Regions from separate parts of the Mus musculus genome. Here region 2 is linked to region 1. Evidence: chromatin loops called from intact Hi-C (ENCODE). Cell type or tissue: left cerebral cortex. All regions are shown on one strand. Links, peaks and the distances in the headings refer to the core of each region. The heading gives the core; the rest is flanking DNA.

Region 1 (8,596 bases), core at 2,935-6,934:
TTGCAGTTGTGTTCCTTGTTTTGTAAGGCAGATGCACGCTGTTTCTCTGGTGGCCATGCTCCCAACTGCTGTGCTCAAGGCTCTCTTTGCTCAACATTTCCACCGGCATTTGTTACCTTCGTCTTTTTAATAATTGACATCTTATCAGGGCTGACTTGATGTCCCATTGTGTGTGTGTGTGTGTGTGTGTATGTGTGAGAAAGAGAGAGAGAGAGAGAGAGAGAGAGAGAGAGAGAGAGAGAGAGAGAGAGAGAGAGAGAGAGAGAGAGAGACATGAGCACAGGAACCTGCAGAGGTCAGAGGGTGTCAGGTCCCCGAGGGCTAGCATTAAGGGCAGCCGTGAAGCAATATAGGTGCTGGGAACTGAACCTCTCTCTGCAAGAGCAGCACTGCTCGTATCTGCTGAGTCATCTCCCCTCCGTTTTGTGCCCCCTGGTGATGGATGACAACCCTGTGATTGTTGACTATCTGTGTATCTTCTTTGGAGAAATCTAGTTAGGGCTTGGGCTCCTTTTAACCAATTTATGATTTTTGTGTGGGTTTGTTTTCTACTGAGTTGTTTGAATTCCTTACAGAGAGTGTTAGAGAACGCCTGCCCCGCCCCTCTGTTACGTTTGTGGGAGGGGTCGGTTTTCTCTTTCTTCTCAGTTTCTGCCCGGAGGCAGGGGCAGGGTCACAGCCACTTTGCTCAAATCCCAAAGTGTTCCCTGTGTCCCGCTGCTCTACTGATTTCATAGTGTCTGATTTATTTATTTTACTCTTAAGTCTTTAATCCATTTTGATTTTTTTTTTTTTTTTACATAGTGATGGATGGGAACCTAGTTTCATCTGCCTATGCATATGCAGTTCACCCAGGACTATTGTTAAAAAGAACTTTCATTTTCCATGTGTTACATGGGCAAACACACGGGTTCTAGTTCTCTATCTCACTGGACAGTATCGCCTGCCTTGCTGTGTGGTCACTCTAGCTTTGTAGCATGTTGTGAAGTCAGGAGTTACAATGCCCTCAGCTTTGCTCTTTCTAGATAAGATTACTTTGGAACTTTGGGGTTGGGAATTCCATATAAATCCCCCACCCTCCCCCCAACCCCCTCTCGCTCTCCCCACACCCCAGTACTGGAGACTGAATCGATAGCCTCATTATGCTAGGCAGGTGCAGGTGCTGGACTACTGAGCCACATCCCAGCCCCCCACCCCCCTTCTGTTTGGAACACCACCGGTATTCAGATGGACGTAATGTGGAATCTGTAGATCACGTTCAGAAGTGTGGACAGTTTCACTGGATGAACTCTTCCAGTCAGCAAACATAAGAAACCTTTTGTTTTTCATTTTCTTTCATAGAGTCTCTTGACTTTGTTTTTTTTTTTTTTTTTTTTCTCTTTGGACTATAAAATTCTTTTCCCTCAAATCAATATTTTTTTTTAAAGTGACTTTTCTAAGTGGGCCAGTGACTGACTAGTGTGTTTAACTCCTGTTACACTGACAGGATTAAAAGCAAGCCCAGTTCTCCCATTCATGCCTCAGAGTAGTAACAAAGGGTGTATTCCTTGGGAATATAGAAATGGTTATTTTGCTGTTTTAGTATGCAGAGTTGAATTCATATATCTAACACACACACACACACACACACACACACTATACACACATAAACCCCTCCGAGAGAGAGAGAGAGAGAGAGAGAGAGAGAGAGAGAGAGAGAGAGAGAGAGAGTTTTTAAGCTAGGAAAAAAAGAGTTTGCCTCTCATGACTCGTGCCCTTTACCTACATTCTGACCTTCCGCCTCACCTAATATTACCCCATTTTCTAAGTTCTAGGCTATACCCATACTTAATACCTGTTCACATATATTCATGTATATATTCTAGGCTATAGCTCCTATATGAGGAAGAATTTTCTTTTCTTTCTTTTGTGGTCTTCTGGAGTTTAAGATTATGTTCCCTTAATGTTACACTTTTGAGATCCATTCATCTCCTGCAAGTTTCATGCTCTTTACAGCAGAATAATACCCTATTTTGTACATGAAGCACATTTTCATTACCCGTTCTCCTGCTGCTGGACATGCAGGCTGGTTGCGTAAGCACATGAACGTGCAGGCATCTCTGAGGTAGGACATGGAGTTCTTTGGGCCAAGGCCTAGGAATGGTATAGGCAGGTTATATGGTAATTCTATTTTTCCTTTTTTTTTTTGAGACTCTGATCTGATTCCCACAGTGGTTGTTTCAGTCTGCCCTCCCACCGGCAGCAAACGAGGCTTCTTTTCCCCCCACATTCTTACCAACATCTGTTGTCGAATTTCTATTTATTTATTTTGGTTTTTTGAAACAGGGTTTCCCTGTATAGCCCTGGCTGTCCGGAAACTCACTCTGTAGACCAGGTTGGCCTCGAACTCAGAAATCTGCCTGCTTCTGCCTCCCAAGTGCTGGGATTAAAGGCGTGTGCCACCACTACCTGGCTCTTTTTATTTTTTAAGATTTAGTTTTATCTTATGTGTATGAGTATTTCGTCTATGTGTATGTGTGTGTGCCACATGCGTGCCTGGCTTCCATAGAGGCCAAAAGAGAGCGGCAGACTCCCTGTAACTGCAGTTACAGATGGCTATAAGCCACGATGGGGGGGGGGGGCGCTAGGACACAAACCCAGGTCCTCTACAGGAGCAGCCAGTGAGCCATCTCTCCAGACTTGAGGTCAGGCTTTACATGAAAGAATGGGGAATGGAGTAGAGAAATATTTTTAGATTGGCTTTGGGGAGAGTGGGTTCTGGTTTCCATAGCTTCCCCAGGAGGAACTGAAGGGGAAGAGGCAAGAGGGCAGGAGAAAGTCAGGGCGAAGCTCCACCAGAAGGGGTCTAACAAGTCTTGGCGGTGATCCAGGTCTTGATACTGGGAGAAATGCCAGTAGGTCACTGCCACCGTTGGCCTTCTGGAATAATCCAGCGTCTGGGAGGGAGCGTGCCCACCACCTTCCCTGTGTTGTGTCCCGCAAATCGGGCGTGGGGGGGGGGGGTCAGGAAGAAAAACAATCTGACCCTTCCGGCCATCGCAGAAGGGAAGCTTCACACACTGGGCAGTTTCCTCAGAAGGGAAATGACCTGAGGTTGGAGCAATGCAGGACAGCCTGAAAGACATCTGCTCAAGCAGGGCCTGGGGGGGGGGGGGGGGGGCGGGGGAGGGGAAGGGGGAAGGAAGAGCCACAGGTGGCGTGAGGGGCAGGCCTCTTTCTGGGACTGCATATGAAAGGTCAGCTAGCCACCCTGAGGGAGACAGGGACCAGGAAGAGGACTGTCTGACAGGGGCCTTTTAGCTCAACCCCTTTTCTCCAGAGTTGTTTTGAAGTGGAATGGAGGTTGGAAGAGCCCAGCACCGACTCCTCTAAAGTGTAAAAGGGTTTTTATTTTTCCCCCCAACAGGCTTTTGTAATCAAACGAGATAGGAGCAAAAACATGATAATAAACGAACCGAACGAACAAACAGCTGTTTTCTCAAAGGCTTTATCATCCCAGGTCCCCGTTTGGCCTAAGTTTTCTCAGTGTTCTCTATACTCGGCAGCTGGGTGGGCGTCTGTGGGAGGTAGGAAGGAGAGGGTAGTGCTTTGAAACAGAACTAGGTCAGAGCTGGTACTTAACCAGTGTGTAGATGCTGGAGATCTGCGGCTCCTTTCCCCTGGCTTCTGGAGGAAGTTCTGGAGAGACTGTAGGAGGGAGGGAGGAGGGTCAGACTCCAGATGTTTCTCCTGCGCTCCCCGTGGTTTCTGCTCACAGAAGTCCCTCGGAGGTAAGGGAGATTGCCCTGTTCTTTTTTTAGCTGAGAGTGAAGTCCTCTGCCTCTGTTGGCGTGGATCTCAGTTTCTCCCTTCAGACTCCAGGTACCAGGCGTGTGCTGGGCAACTTGCCGGCATTCAGGAAAAACACATAAACCTTCCCATTCGGCATTTGAGCACCTGAAGTTCAAACAGAGCTTAGAGAAGGCAGAGGAGAGGACATAGCTTCTGTAGGTTAACCCCAGACATTGTTTTCTCCTGGGAGAAGGGAGCCATGATGTAAAAAGCCACGTTTGTCCTATTGGACGTACTTGAGACTATTTTTTTCCTTACATTTATTTATGGAACAGAGAAGGAAGAACCCCAGGTTCTCATACCATGACACGATGTAGAGACTAGAGGACAACCCATGGGAATCCGTTCTCTCCTTCCACCATTTGGGGGCCAGGGGATTGAACTCGGGTCTTCAGGCTTGGCAGCTAGCAACCTTTACTGGTTGAGACATCTCACTGGTCCCACATTTGGTATGTATGAAGACCAAGAATATTTTTGAAGGACTCTCAAGAAATCTGTTATGCCGGGAGAGTTGCAGGTGGTGAGGGCTGACTCAGTTGGTGGCAGGGTAGAGAGGAAGACTTTGTCTGTAGCCTCTTTGTTTTTCAAGTAACAAACATGATTTTTAAAACAATAATTATGAATAGTGTGTGTGTGTGAAATGTCTGAGCATGGGCATATGCATGTCGTATGTGTGTGTGTGTATGTGTATGTGTATAGAGGACAGAGAACAACTTTGTTATTTCTTCCTCTATTGCCATGTGAGTTCCAGGGACCAAAGCTACTGTGCCATCGCTCCAGTCCCCACAAACACAATGTTTTAGAGCAGTTTTGGAGATGAGGTGTGAATTGGTGGCAGAGTAGTTACATCCAACCCAGTCCCCACACGTGGACCACTTTCCATAGGCACCCCAGGTTAGAGTGCCCCATTCATTACCATTGACAGGTCTACACTGCTACATCACTGTCACTAGAGCCAGAGTGCGAGCTTATTCATGGTTGCTGTACCTTCTAGGACTCCTTCATGGCTTACTCTTCTCTGCAAGACCAGAGAAAGCTCAGCTTCTCAAACTGAGTCAGGTCCAGAAGGGAGTGAATAACTGGGTCACTGAAAAATTCGCCAAAGCAAAGGATTTCTGAATGTATAGAAAGCAAAAATTCACTCAGAAATCTAACTTGGGCAAATCTGAGGTGTTTCTGGGAGGTCACATGGCGCTGCATCATATAACTTCCCTGTACCAAAGGCAAATATCATTGGATTATGTTGTGTTGGGATGTTTCTTTGGAAAAACTTTCTGTCTTGAGTTTGGGATTAGGAAAGAATTTCGAGCAATTTCTGAAACTTTTGTTGTATGGTATTTAGAATGCATTTAGTATGCATAATATATGCAAAGTGACATTCTTAGCATTGACTGTAAAATCAAAATATCAAGGAACTCTGGAAGCCCTTCATGTTCTCTCTCATGCAGCATCAAATATTTAGGTCAAGTTTTAATCCTCTATGTAAAAATAAATATGCATATTCTCTCATTGGTATGCAAATTCGATTTAGTCTTTAAATTATAAAATAATATAACTCTCAAATAATTTTTAAGATACATTTATGATTTATTGTCAGTAATTGATTAATATACCTGTTTTATATACAAATACATTCAGAATCGCATGAAAATTTCTTCTGGAAAAGCAGTCATGATTGGAGAAGGTTTGAGATGCCATGATCGAGAGTTCTTCCCTGCCCTGTGGCCAGCATGGTTCTCAAGAAAGGCTGCCAGGGGCCTGGGAAGATGGTGGTGTGGTGGTAAAGATTGCGCTGCAGAAGCCTGAGGCTCCGAGTTTAGAACCCTAAAGCCCACGTGAATGCTGGATGGGCATGGATGTAATTGTTCCAGCCTCAAAGGGGGAAAAAAAAAAAAAAGGAAAATCCCCAAGCAAGCTGCCTAGGAAGACTAGTTATATCAGTGAGCTTTGGGTTTGATTGAGAGGTCCTGCCTCAATAAGGTGGAAGGGACATCAACCTCTTATCTCCATGTACACACACATACACACACACACACACACACACACACACACACACACAGAGAGAGAGAGAGACATATACATGTGCACATACATGTGAAGAATGGAAAAAAGAAAAGAGTAGTTCTACTATCCTTAAGGGATATATGTTCTAAGAGGTCCAGTGGATACCTGAAACCTATATATGTTATTTCTGGTCCCACATATTTATGATAAAATTTAATTTACAAATTAGATGTGATAAGAGATAAGAAGACCTAACAATAACATGGAACAATCATTACACTATACTACAATAGACAGTCTCTCTGCCCATCCCCCTTAATACATCTTATTGTAGGCCAATGGATGGCTCCGAACGCAAAGACTCTTGCTACCAAACCTAAAGACTTGAGTTCAATCCCAGAACCCACCTAGAAGAACTAACTCCTGCAGGTTGTCCTCTGACCTTCACATATATGCTGTGGCATGCACCACACAAATAAACTGCCCATCTGGTTTATTTTATATGTTTATGTGTTTGGGTGTTTTTCCAGCATGTTTGTCTGGTGTCATGTGCTTGCAGTGTTCACGGAGGCCAAAAGAAGCCTTTGGATGCCCTGGAGCTGTGTTTACAGAAGGATGTGAGCCACTGTGTAGGTGCTGAAAATCAAACCCAGTTCTCTACAAGAAGAACTAGTATTCCTAATGGCTGAGCCATCTCTCCAGTCCCTTCTTGAGAAATTCTATGTCTATGTCCACAGGAGCTATTGTGCAGTCATTTTTGTTTCTTGTAGACACTGGTTTTGGTAGTGTGGTCATATTGGCTTCATGGGGTGAGTGAAGAAACATTCCTGCTCAGAAACTAAAGATAGTTGGTATGGGGGGGTTCCTTAAACATCTCGTGAAACCCACTGGGTAGTCCATTCAGTTAGTTTATCGTCGATTCAACTTCATTCATACACAAAATGTTCAGATTTGTCAGGTTGTTCTGACATGAATTTCTCTCTTCCGAGGACTCAACCCACGTCACTGAGGTTGTCACACACAGACACTGAGCTGTTTGTGGTATTTCTCCATTATTCTTTTAATGCCTGTAAGAACTGAGGTGATAACCTCCCTTCATCTCTGACGTCATTGACCTATAGCTTCTCTTCCTCATGGTCTGGCTAAAGGCTTATGCATTTTACTGATCTTTTCAAAGAATCAGCTTCTAGTTTTACTGGCTTTCTCTGCTGATTTCCTGTTCACAGTTTTCTTTTTCTTTTCTTTTCTTCTCTCTTTTTTCCTTCTTTCCTTCCTTCCTTCCTTTCTTTCTTTCTTTCTTTCTTTCTTTCTTTCTTTCTTTCTTTCTCTCTCTCTCTCTTTCTTTCTCTTTCTCTTCTTCTTCTTCTTCTTCTTCTTCTTCTTCTTCTTCTTCTTCTTCTTCTTCTTCTTCTTCTTCTTCTTCTTCTTCTCCTCCTCCTCCTCCTCCTCCTCCTCCTCCTCCTCCTCCTCCTCCTCCTCCTCCTTCTTCTTCTGATACAGGGTTTTGCCATGATACCCCAGGCTGGCCTCAAATTCCTGGGTTCAAGTGATCCTCCTGCCTCAGCCTCCTAAGTGTTAGGTCTGGAAGAAATCAAGGACAAATGGGTAACTGAGGAGCCTAGTAACATATCAAAGTAGACAGTGGCCGCCAGGCTCTCTCCGCATCTCAAGTACCTGTTTCAGAGGCCTGACCCCTCTCAGCACTTCCTACCCACCACCTCACCACCTTCTTCTCCCACCCCATCCCTCCTTTCCTCACCCTCCACTCTAAACCTCTCCAGACCCAGCTTCCTTCCCTCCCCCAGCTTCTCTTTCCTATAAAACGCCACCATTTTGACCATGATTTACCCTCATGGTTTTCTTGCCCTTTTGGTTTTCTTTAGTTTCTCTCTTTCTCCTCTCCCTCTCCTGCCTCATTCTCCACTCATGGCCCAGTCTATTCCGAAGGCCATGTTCAGTCTGGAACCTTCCAGATGCCTCTGGTCATTCTCTCCCTCGTGTCTACAAGAAAACCCTTCTCCTCAATCATACCTAGGAGTGGCCCGGTCCTCATTTTTATACAGTAAGTGACTAAGGCCTCCGGCACACACGGCTGAGCCCACATTATTTCTTTTCTTCTGTTTGTTTGTTTGTTTGTTTGTTTATAGATAGGGTCTCACTATGTAACCCTCACTGAATGGAACTCACTGTGTAGATGAGGCCTGTGTCTCCCAGTGCTGGGATTAAAGGCATGCTCTTGTGCCCAGCTTCTCCTGTTGACTTTAAACGAAGCTCAGATGACTGGTTTACTATTCCTTTGTTGCCAAAACACATTCGGTGCCATCCTCCCTCCCACCCGTCCCATGCCAGCTTCCCAGCACTTTTGCTGCATCCTGCACATTTTTGTTTTATTTCAGATGCTTGGACATTTCTCATGTTACTTCATCTCTGACCCATGTGTTATTGTAAGTGTGCTGTTTATTGTACAGCTGTGTTGGTATTTTCTAGCTGTCTTTCTGCTATAGATGTCTAGTTTCTATTTCCTTGTAGCCTGGGAACACGGGCTGTATGATTTCTGTTCTTTTAAATGTATTCAGGTTTGCTTTAGAGCCCCAAAGGTGCTAGATCTCAGCACTGTCTCTTAAGGGCTCTGAGAGGAACGTGGCTTCCCCCGCGGTTGGATGAAGTAGTTGGTTGAAGTCATTGGGATCCAGTTGGCTGATGGTGTTGTTAGTCTGTCTTTGTCTGTCTCTCTGCTGTATTTCTGTCTGTCTCAGCTTCC
Region 2 (8,596 bases), core at 2,330-6,329, 84 kb after region 1:
TAGATAGAGCTGTGAAATCTAACCCCCCAACTTGCTGACCTTTCTCACCACTTCCAAGTAAACCATTCACCTGATGAAGTTAAAAGTTCCCTCTGTTCAGATGGGTGGTGAGAAAAAGAAAGAAACTTCCTCAACCTGCCCGACTGGTTCTGAGACTTGAACCAGGTCCAACACCTTTATATAATGCATAACCCAGGACATTGGTCCCCAGTTGCACTGACTTCCACAGCAGCACCCCAAATCCTACAATACACACCATCCCCCCACCCTCCGCACACATTTGCCTCACTTCCACAAACCCTAAATGTCTGAGGGCCCAACCAGTATCTTGGGGAGCCACATGTAAGCAAATTATTTTAAGAGAAGCATTTTGTATTTACAAAGACTGGGAAGAGGACCTAAGTGAATGACAATCCTGGGAACAGCCAATTAACTGGTAAATCCCTGTTGTCTGCAAGCTGAACCAGGAGCGAGGGAGGGAGGAGAGAAAGCAGCTGCCGCCCAATTAAACTCAGTGGCTGAGCCGCCCCTGGAGGATTCTCACTTCTGGTTTACCTAAACATATCTGCTTTCTCAGACATCTTAGGGGACTGCTCACAGCAGTAAGCGCTCCACTGATTCCCTTCTTTATTGCTGCTGGCAATTGAGCTAAAATATGCACGCAGAAGAATTGAAAGGATGGACGGGTTATAAGCCCCCAAATTATACCATTTTTGGAGTTTGGGTAGAACGGAGGGAGGCTGCAGGATCTTGTAATACACCAGACTAAAGAACTAGCCACACACCTACAGCCAGCAGCGGGGGAAGGAGGGCACCCACTTAGCAAGTCTCTGAGAATCCAGCCTACCCTTCAGTTAGTGAGTTTGGAGGACCCAGAATGCCTTGCTCTGGAAATGACAGAAAGATTTTGTTATACAATCCTAGGAGTTGAGCATCCTGGACAGCATGTCTTCTTTGTCTGGATGCTACAAATTTTCCAACTCCAATTACTGATCAGAACAGAATCTTCATCTTCAATCCATAAATACCTTTAAGACAGTAGTTCTCACCCTGTGGATTGAATTATGATTTATAACAGTAGCAGAATTGCAGAGTAGAAATGAAACAATTTTAAGTTGGTAGGGGGGAGGGTCACCACAACATGAGGAACGGTATTAAAGGCCTGAAGCATTGGAAGGCTGAGAAGCCAGAAAGGCTTGGTTCCAACCCATACAGCAAGGTCAACTGCAGCTGTCTCTCCGCTGCTCCTGGGTCACCTCAGCCAGCATCTTCTGCTTGTCTTAAAAGAACCCCAATATGCAGTCAAAACCTCCTTGGTGCTCACAATCCTGGGACAATTGTTGAAAAAAATTATTTAATTATTTTACTGTTTATTGCAGATCTGTTGAAACACGTGTGACCTTAGGAAAAAAATCGCCTAGCAGACCTAATGTGCCCATTATTAAGGTCCAGTAACTGAGAGAATTCTCATCCTTCACTTTAATTCTACCCAACTTGAGTTTTTCTGGTGTGTGTAGGAAGGATTATAATATTTTAAAGGGATCCAAATGCAGTCTCCTCTCACCCATCTCTCCTTCTATATTCCTTTAGCATATAGCCTTTTAGTTGTTGTAATATAAGCCCAGTGCCATCATTACCCATAACATTACCTATATTTTCTTTATCTTCTTTATTATATTTATCATGAAATCCAGCCTCGTTCCAAACTCACTGTGTGGCAGAGGATGGCCTTGAACTCCAGACTCTCTTTCTTCCACCTCACAGCTGCTGAGATTAGGGGGACGTGCCATCACATCCGACTCTATGAATTTATAGGATCAAATTTCCAGGTGTCTGCAGCATCTCTGAAATGTCTTTGGTGTGTTTGACTCGCTCAAATTGGAATGTCTGAAAGGATCCATGTCTTGTGTTTGGTTGGGTCACTGATTTCTTACTGTTATGACAAAATGCTGGACAGAAGGCTATAGTCAGTCTTTTATGGTAGGGAAGACATGGACACAGGAGATGAGACAGTTATAGTAACATCGTGCCAGTAGCCAAGAAGCAAAGACAGAAAACCTCCTCTACACAGAATGGTGGTGCCTGTGTTCAGGGTAGGTCTCCCCAAGTCAGTTAAACCGCTCTGGAAACCCCCTTCCGGTTACACCCAAAGCTATGCCTCCTAGATGGTTCTATGTCCTGTCAAGTCCACCATCAAACTTACCCACCACATTTGGTATGTCTCTGTTAATTAACAATGGTTCTCTTTGTTCTTTTAGGACCATTATTTATTGAATAAACTGTATCGCTTCTGCTGCAGAATTTCCCACACTCCGGCTTTGACTCACGGTGTCCTCCTGGTGCCGTGTTCAACATGCTCCCCCAAGCTCATTTCCTGTAAGCTGAGGTTAGAGGCTTGATTACATTCAATATTTCTTCTTGGCAAGAATATTCCACAGGTGGAAGAACATTATGTCCAGCCGTTCCACTTTTAGTGAAATTCGTCAGTGGGTTCAAGTGCTGTGAGCCTGACCTGTCACGCCAAACTCTCCCCCAACTTTTTACCTAATGGTTTGAGCAGCCGACTTGATCGTTGACTGGCTCTGAGTCAGGTGGCTTTTAGTTCCTACGTTCTCCACGAGCTTACTGTGGTTCTACAGAGAAGATATTTTCTTATAAACTACGTAGTTACTGAAAAATACACTCGGTCCAGGAAGAGGTATAGTAACTTTATTGTTTCCTTTTCTTTTCACTTTACAAATTTTTCTTTGTTTTATGTGTGTGAGTTTTAGTCTGCATAAATGTGTACATACTACAGCATGCATAGTGCACCCAGGGATGCTGGAGAAGGGCACTGGATACCCTGGGATTAGAATTACAGTTGTGCAGGTGCTAGGAAGTTAACTTGGGTCCCTTGGAAGAGCCAGTGCTCTTAACCAATGAACCATTTCTCTCTAATCCCTACTTTTCTTTCCCTTTTTCCTTCTTTCTTTCCTTCCTTCCTTCCTTCCCTCTCTCCCTTCCTCTTCCTTCCTTCCTTTCTCCCTCCTTCCTTCCCTCCCTCCCTCCTTCCTTCATCTTCTCTTTCTCTTTCTCTTTCTCTTTCTCTTTCTCTTTCTCTTTCTCTTTCTCTTTCTCTTTCTCTTTCTCTTTCTCTTTCTCTTTCTCTTTCTCTTTCTCTTTCTCCTCCTCTTCTCCTTCTCCTTCTTCTTTTCTTCTCTCTCTCTCTCTCTCTCTCTCTCTCATCAGAATCTCATTATTGTAGCCCTAGCTGGCTTAGACTTCACTATGTAGACCAGGCTAGCCACAAGTTCAAAAGCGATTCTTCTGCCTCCCAAATACTGGGATTAAAGGCATGTGCCACCCACAACAACTGGCTAAATTTTCATTTTATCTCAACAATTGATGCTTTAAGATTCCCCAAAGGACAAAAGATGACGTTTTCTTTCTTGTAGAGGAAGGATAGTATGGTCTCATAAATCTTTACAGTTTGGTGTTGCTGAATCTAGTCAAGTTACTTTTTCTCATGCTCAGGGCTCTGTCCTCTGGGGCCCATCAAAGTCACTGTCCATTGGTTCTTCTGTGCTGTGTTGTATTTGTTTGACATGATGTAATAGTCTCAGTAAGTTCCTTGAGTTCAGAGGAAACAGGAGATAATCCCCTCTTGGGCCTCAGATTTACAATTAGCCACATCTCCAAGGGGACCTGACTCTCTTTAATGGAAAACAGTAGATGTTACAATCTTGTCTCTAGGGTCTCTTGTTGCTCATCTATCCTGGGCATTTTCAGTGGACAGAACTCAGAAATGCACATTATTTAGAGAATGAAAACATGAGTTATGAACTTATCTAAGTAAAGATTCTTTTAAAGAATGTTTTATGTGTGTGGGTGTTTTGCCTGCCTGTATGTATGTGTACCATATGCATGTCTGGTGCCCATGGAGATCAGAATAGGGCCTTGGATTCCCTGGAAATGGAGTTAAAGATAGTTGGAACCACCATGTGGGCTCTATAAACTGAGCCCAGGATTTCTGCAAGAACAGCTAATGTCTTAACTACTGAGCCATCTTTCCAGTCCAAATTTAAGTAAAAATTTACATTAAAAATACACTTTATTTATTTATTTGTAGGGGGAATGCTTGCTTGTGAGATCAGAAGACAACCCATACATGTGTCCTAGGACCGAACTCAGGTTATCAGGATTGGTGGCAAGTGACCCCACTCATTGAGCCAACTTGCCAGCCTGATTATGGTTTTGTTTGCTTTTATTTTGTATCCAGTTTCTCTTGTGTGTTTGTCTCTCTCTCCACATCAGCAAATTGGTGTAAAAAACTTTGACCAGCACTAATGGTACTGAAGAGATCTAAGGATTCTTTGTGTCTACGTTTGTTTTCAGGATACAGTGATTCAAAGTCATTTTAAAATTCTGCTCTTTCATCTATAGAATCAACTTGATAAACCGCTCAGTCAGTTTTCAACTTAAAAAAAATTTTACTTCCAATTTTTAATCACATCTTAGATTGTCTTATGCCAGGCTGTGTGTCTGCCTCACTGCTGGGGTGTCTGAGCACCACCGGCAAGCTGCTCAGGGGAGGTACAACACAGTCCTTAATAGGAGTCCCAGTCCATGTTTTCCTGGGTGAGAAATATCGGAGTCTGAGACAGATGCTATGGTTCCTGCTCTCCTGTGTACCCAGACTCCCTCAGGGCATCTATCTGCCAGAAAGGAAGGGGCTAACTGAGCCCTGGATAGGGGTGGAATCCAATTTGGTCCTGTGTGGAGAGTAGGGAGGGGCTGGAAGAGAGAAGGCCTCCTCAGGGTGATTTGGGAGCAGATCTTTAACGATGAAGGCCTCCTCCTATACTCACCATGCAACCCCCCTCCCCCATCCTTGATGAAGGAGATAGCCCTTGCTTGTCCAAACTGTTTTATTAGATGGTGGATGTATGTACCTTACTCAGGGTGCACCAGGGATTTTTTGCAGGAAGGATGCCCAGGAAGGGAAGCTCATTGATTAAACACTCGGGGCCTACCTAGATCCCTCAGTATCATGGAGAACGCCAGGTTTTCATGTTACATGACTAATTGTCATGGTCCTCTCAGTGGGGTGTCATGGTTACATGTTCCAGATCAGGTAGTTTGACAGGGAGCTGGTTCCATACCTGCCGTTCTCAATTCTAAAATTCCCCAGGGGTTGAGCCTGCTCAACCTCACAGTTCTTCTGTCTGGCGACACAGTCCACTTGCCCCACAGTCTTAGTTGGGGTTTCCATTGCTGTGAAGAGACACCATGACCATGGTGACTCTTATAAAGTAAAATGTTTAATTGGGACTGGCTTACAGTTTCAGAGGTTCAGTCCATTATCATCATGACGGGAGGCATGGCAGTTTGCAGACAGACTTGGTGCTGGAGGAACTGGGAGTTCTACATTTTGATCTGAAGGCAGTCAAGAGAGAGTGTCTCTTCCACTTGAGCAGTAGAGCTTGAGCACTAGGAGCCTTCAAAATCTGTCTACACAGTGACACACTTCCTCCATCAAGGGCATGCCTCCTAATAGTGCTGCTTCCCATAGGCCAAGCATACTCAAACCACTACATAGATATACAAAAAATGGTGAAGGTACCACTGAGTTACCCTACCTCAGCCCCAGGCCATTACTTGTAAATCATCGTATGGGTGCTGGGGATTGAACTCAGGACCTTACCCTTGTATGGCAGACACTTTACCAATGGATCCTTTCTCTACCTTCTAAGCCCTGGGATTATGTCATACATTATAGGCAAGCGCTCTACCAACTGAGCTACATCCACACCCTAAACTCTTGAATAACATTTTTAGTGAGTCTGGAGCTCTGTGTCTTGGGAAAGAAGACCAGGATTAAAGTGCCACTTTCTTCAAGTTCTATCAAGGGTCCATACTATTAATGTGACCTACTGCTATTGATTTTTTAAAAATAAAATTTGAAGTTGGCCTACAAAATAACATGTCTTGTTTCTGTAAAACAGTGAGTTTTGTTATAGCATCTGTGTGTGTGTGTGTGTGTGTGTGTGTGTGTGTGTGTGTGTGTGTATGTGTGTGTACTTTGTTTAATTTCATTCCTTTACCTCCAGGGCTCCTCTCCCCAGCTGGTTCCCTTCCTTTCTACACATTGTCACCCCTTGAACTTTCATATCACATGTATTCAAATTCCCTAACACCCTCTTTTCTCACCTCTGATGCTAACATCAACCCCCTCACTGAGTAGCGCTTGTCAGATTTCGCTGCTCATTTTCCTTCCTCAGGGCATCCATGGGAAGATGAGGTCACTATGTAGAGTCCTCAGCTAAGGGGTTCATCTCTTCAGGGCTGGAGACTCACACAGATTGCTTAGAATGGGAAACCCTTTCCTTTATGTTTATTTATTTATTAAAATTGTATGTCTGTGTGGCAAGATGGTTCAGTGGGTAAGGGTGTTTTCTGTCAAACCTGGTGACCTGAGTTTGATCCAAGAATCCATGAGGTGGAGAAAGCCAAGTCCTGCAAGTTGTTCTCTGATCATGCTCATAACACATGCATGCACACATACACATACACACACACCCAAATAAACAAAAAAAACAGTTTAATTGTTTTTTTTTCAACATATACTCTAATGTATTAATTGAAGCTTGCAGTTACTATGCAGGTTTGACCTCTGGGAGCTTTTCAGTTTGTCTCTTGTCCCTTAGATATATCTCCATAATGTCTTTTAAAAATAGCACTTTCTTACTCTCTGTCACTGTCAGATGTGCTGGGACTGTCTTCTGCATTTCTTGTCCCATTAGAACCTCTGAGAAGCCCTGGTTCCTTTGATTGGAGAATGGTATTAGACACTGTGATCTGAATGGTCTGTTGCTTGTTGCTATGGGGCCCAACATAACACGGAAAGAGAGGTCTGTGCAGCAACCTGTGTGCAGACCCAGTGGTGGATATTTCTATGCATGCCCATCCCTGTCTATATTAAGCTAAGCTTGAGTTCACAGGAGCAGCTCTAGCTCCAGGCTGTCTCCACATGAATCCTTCTGGCCTCCTCTAGCTCTAGCAGGGAGGCCTCTCCACGCTGCTTACAGAACTGTTCAAGCTTTGCCATTTATGTTTGCTTGTTTGTTTGTTTTTAATGTTTTCTTTCATGTTTTAAAAGCTACATTTATTTATTCTCTCTGTGTGTGTATGTGTGTGGGTGTGTGCATGCCACAGCACACATGTGGACAACAGAGCAAAATGGGTGATACTTGGTTCTCTTTGTCCACCATGTAGGTCCTGGGGATTGAAATCAGGTCATCAAGGCTTGGTGGCAAGGGCCCTTACACACTGAGCCATCTTACTGGTCCCTTAATTTTATTTTGAACTGGATAAGATAATTGATTCTAATAAAATAATTATAAAAAATAAGTTAGGACTATAAACTATAAAAGGATGTATTGGGGCAGATCTCACCACCCCTCCCCCACCTTTCCCTTCATACATAACACTTTTCATTATTTTACAGTTTAATCTTCCATTATTTCCTTTTGAAAATATAAGCGAATAGGTAATTACATCCACTCGATTCTTGCACAAATGATGTCTGCCGTTTGCGTTTTCCTTCACTTTGCTTTGTCCACTCAGCAACAGATCCTGAAGAGCGTTCAGGACAGCCAGGAGTAATCGCCCCTCATTCCTGTCAGGAGTGATCGCCCCTCATTCCTGCCCAGGCCCCTTTGATATGGCTGCTCTGCAGTGATCTAACCAGGCCTCTATTGATTGACACTGGGTTTCTTCAGACTTGCTTTCATAAATAGCACAGCGAGAATAGCTTTGAACATGCAGCACTTGGGATTCTTGCCAGTGCATCTTCAGGATGGATTCCCAAAAGTGAGATTACTGGGCCAAAAAGAATGTATGTGTAATACCGTTAGATGCTGCCAAATTTTTCTCTGTAAGGGCTGCATCATTTACATCCCCATCGGCAGCATGAGAAAGGTTCCTTCCCATACAGCTTTGTCCAAATGTGGCCCTGTGTTTGGATGTTTGCTTATCTGACAGGTAACAAATAGTAACACAAAGAGATTCTATTAGTCAGTCTGTCTGTCTGTCTATCTACCTATCTATATCAATCTCTGTTTCTACATACTTATCACTTATCTTCTTATCTATCATTTATCAGTTATCTATCTACTTGTATCTTCTACCTTTTATTTGTCTATCATCAATTTAATAATAGAATTAATCTGTCATTTGTAATTGATCTTTTCTCTATATGCTTACAATATATCTTCTATTAATCTGTCACCTATCTATCTATCTATCTATCTATCTATCTATCTATCTATCTACCTATCTATCTTCCCATACCTCTTATGACAGTGAGGTCAAACACCTTCTCTATTATTTAAGTGCCATGTATGTGTTTCTTAGTTTGTGAGCCCCCCCGCCCCCCCCCCCCGCCCCCGCTTTCTGGCTTGAGAGCCACTGCCGTGACAAATGCAAGAAAGTATGGAAAGCCAGTCTCTCTCTGGAAGGAATGCTTGGAGCTCTCACAAGACAACAGAAATGCACAGCACGCACTCAAGTTTTAAAGTTCTGGGACAAATGAAATGTTTAGGCAGCTCAGAGAAAA

What was found. Hi-C counts contacts between places; a loop is a spot of excess contacts. Peaks named below come from ENCODE experiments on the same cell type or tissue, not always from the same donor. Only the 100,000 strongest peaks of a DNase experiment are listed, where the experiment ranks them.
Region 2: a loop joins it to region 1, with 2.5 times the contacts of the local background. A loop is called at or near these places in 1 of 42 quality-filtered maps.

The regions. Positions count from the first base shown.
Region 1 is chr3:104,426,354-104,434,949 of GRCm38, reverse strand. No RefSeq gene overlaps it. Among named protein-coding and RNA genes, the nearest start is that of Gm38412, 21 kb to the right of the region's middle. In left cerebral cortex, for the core only: no CTCF peak of the experiment used is centred there; DNase peaks (open chromatin) are centred at 3,594 and 4,802; H3K4me3 peaks cover 572 bases; H3K27ac peaks cover 1,159 bases.
Region 2 is chr3:104,341,637-104,350,232 of GRCm38, reverse strand. No RefSeq gene overlaps it. Among named protein-coding and RNA genes, the nearest start is that of Gm5546, 14 kb to the left of the region's middle. In left cerebral cortex, for the core only: no CTCF peak of the experiment used is centred there; a DNase peak (open chromatin) is centred at 3,926.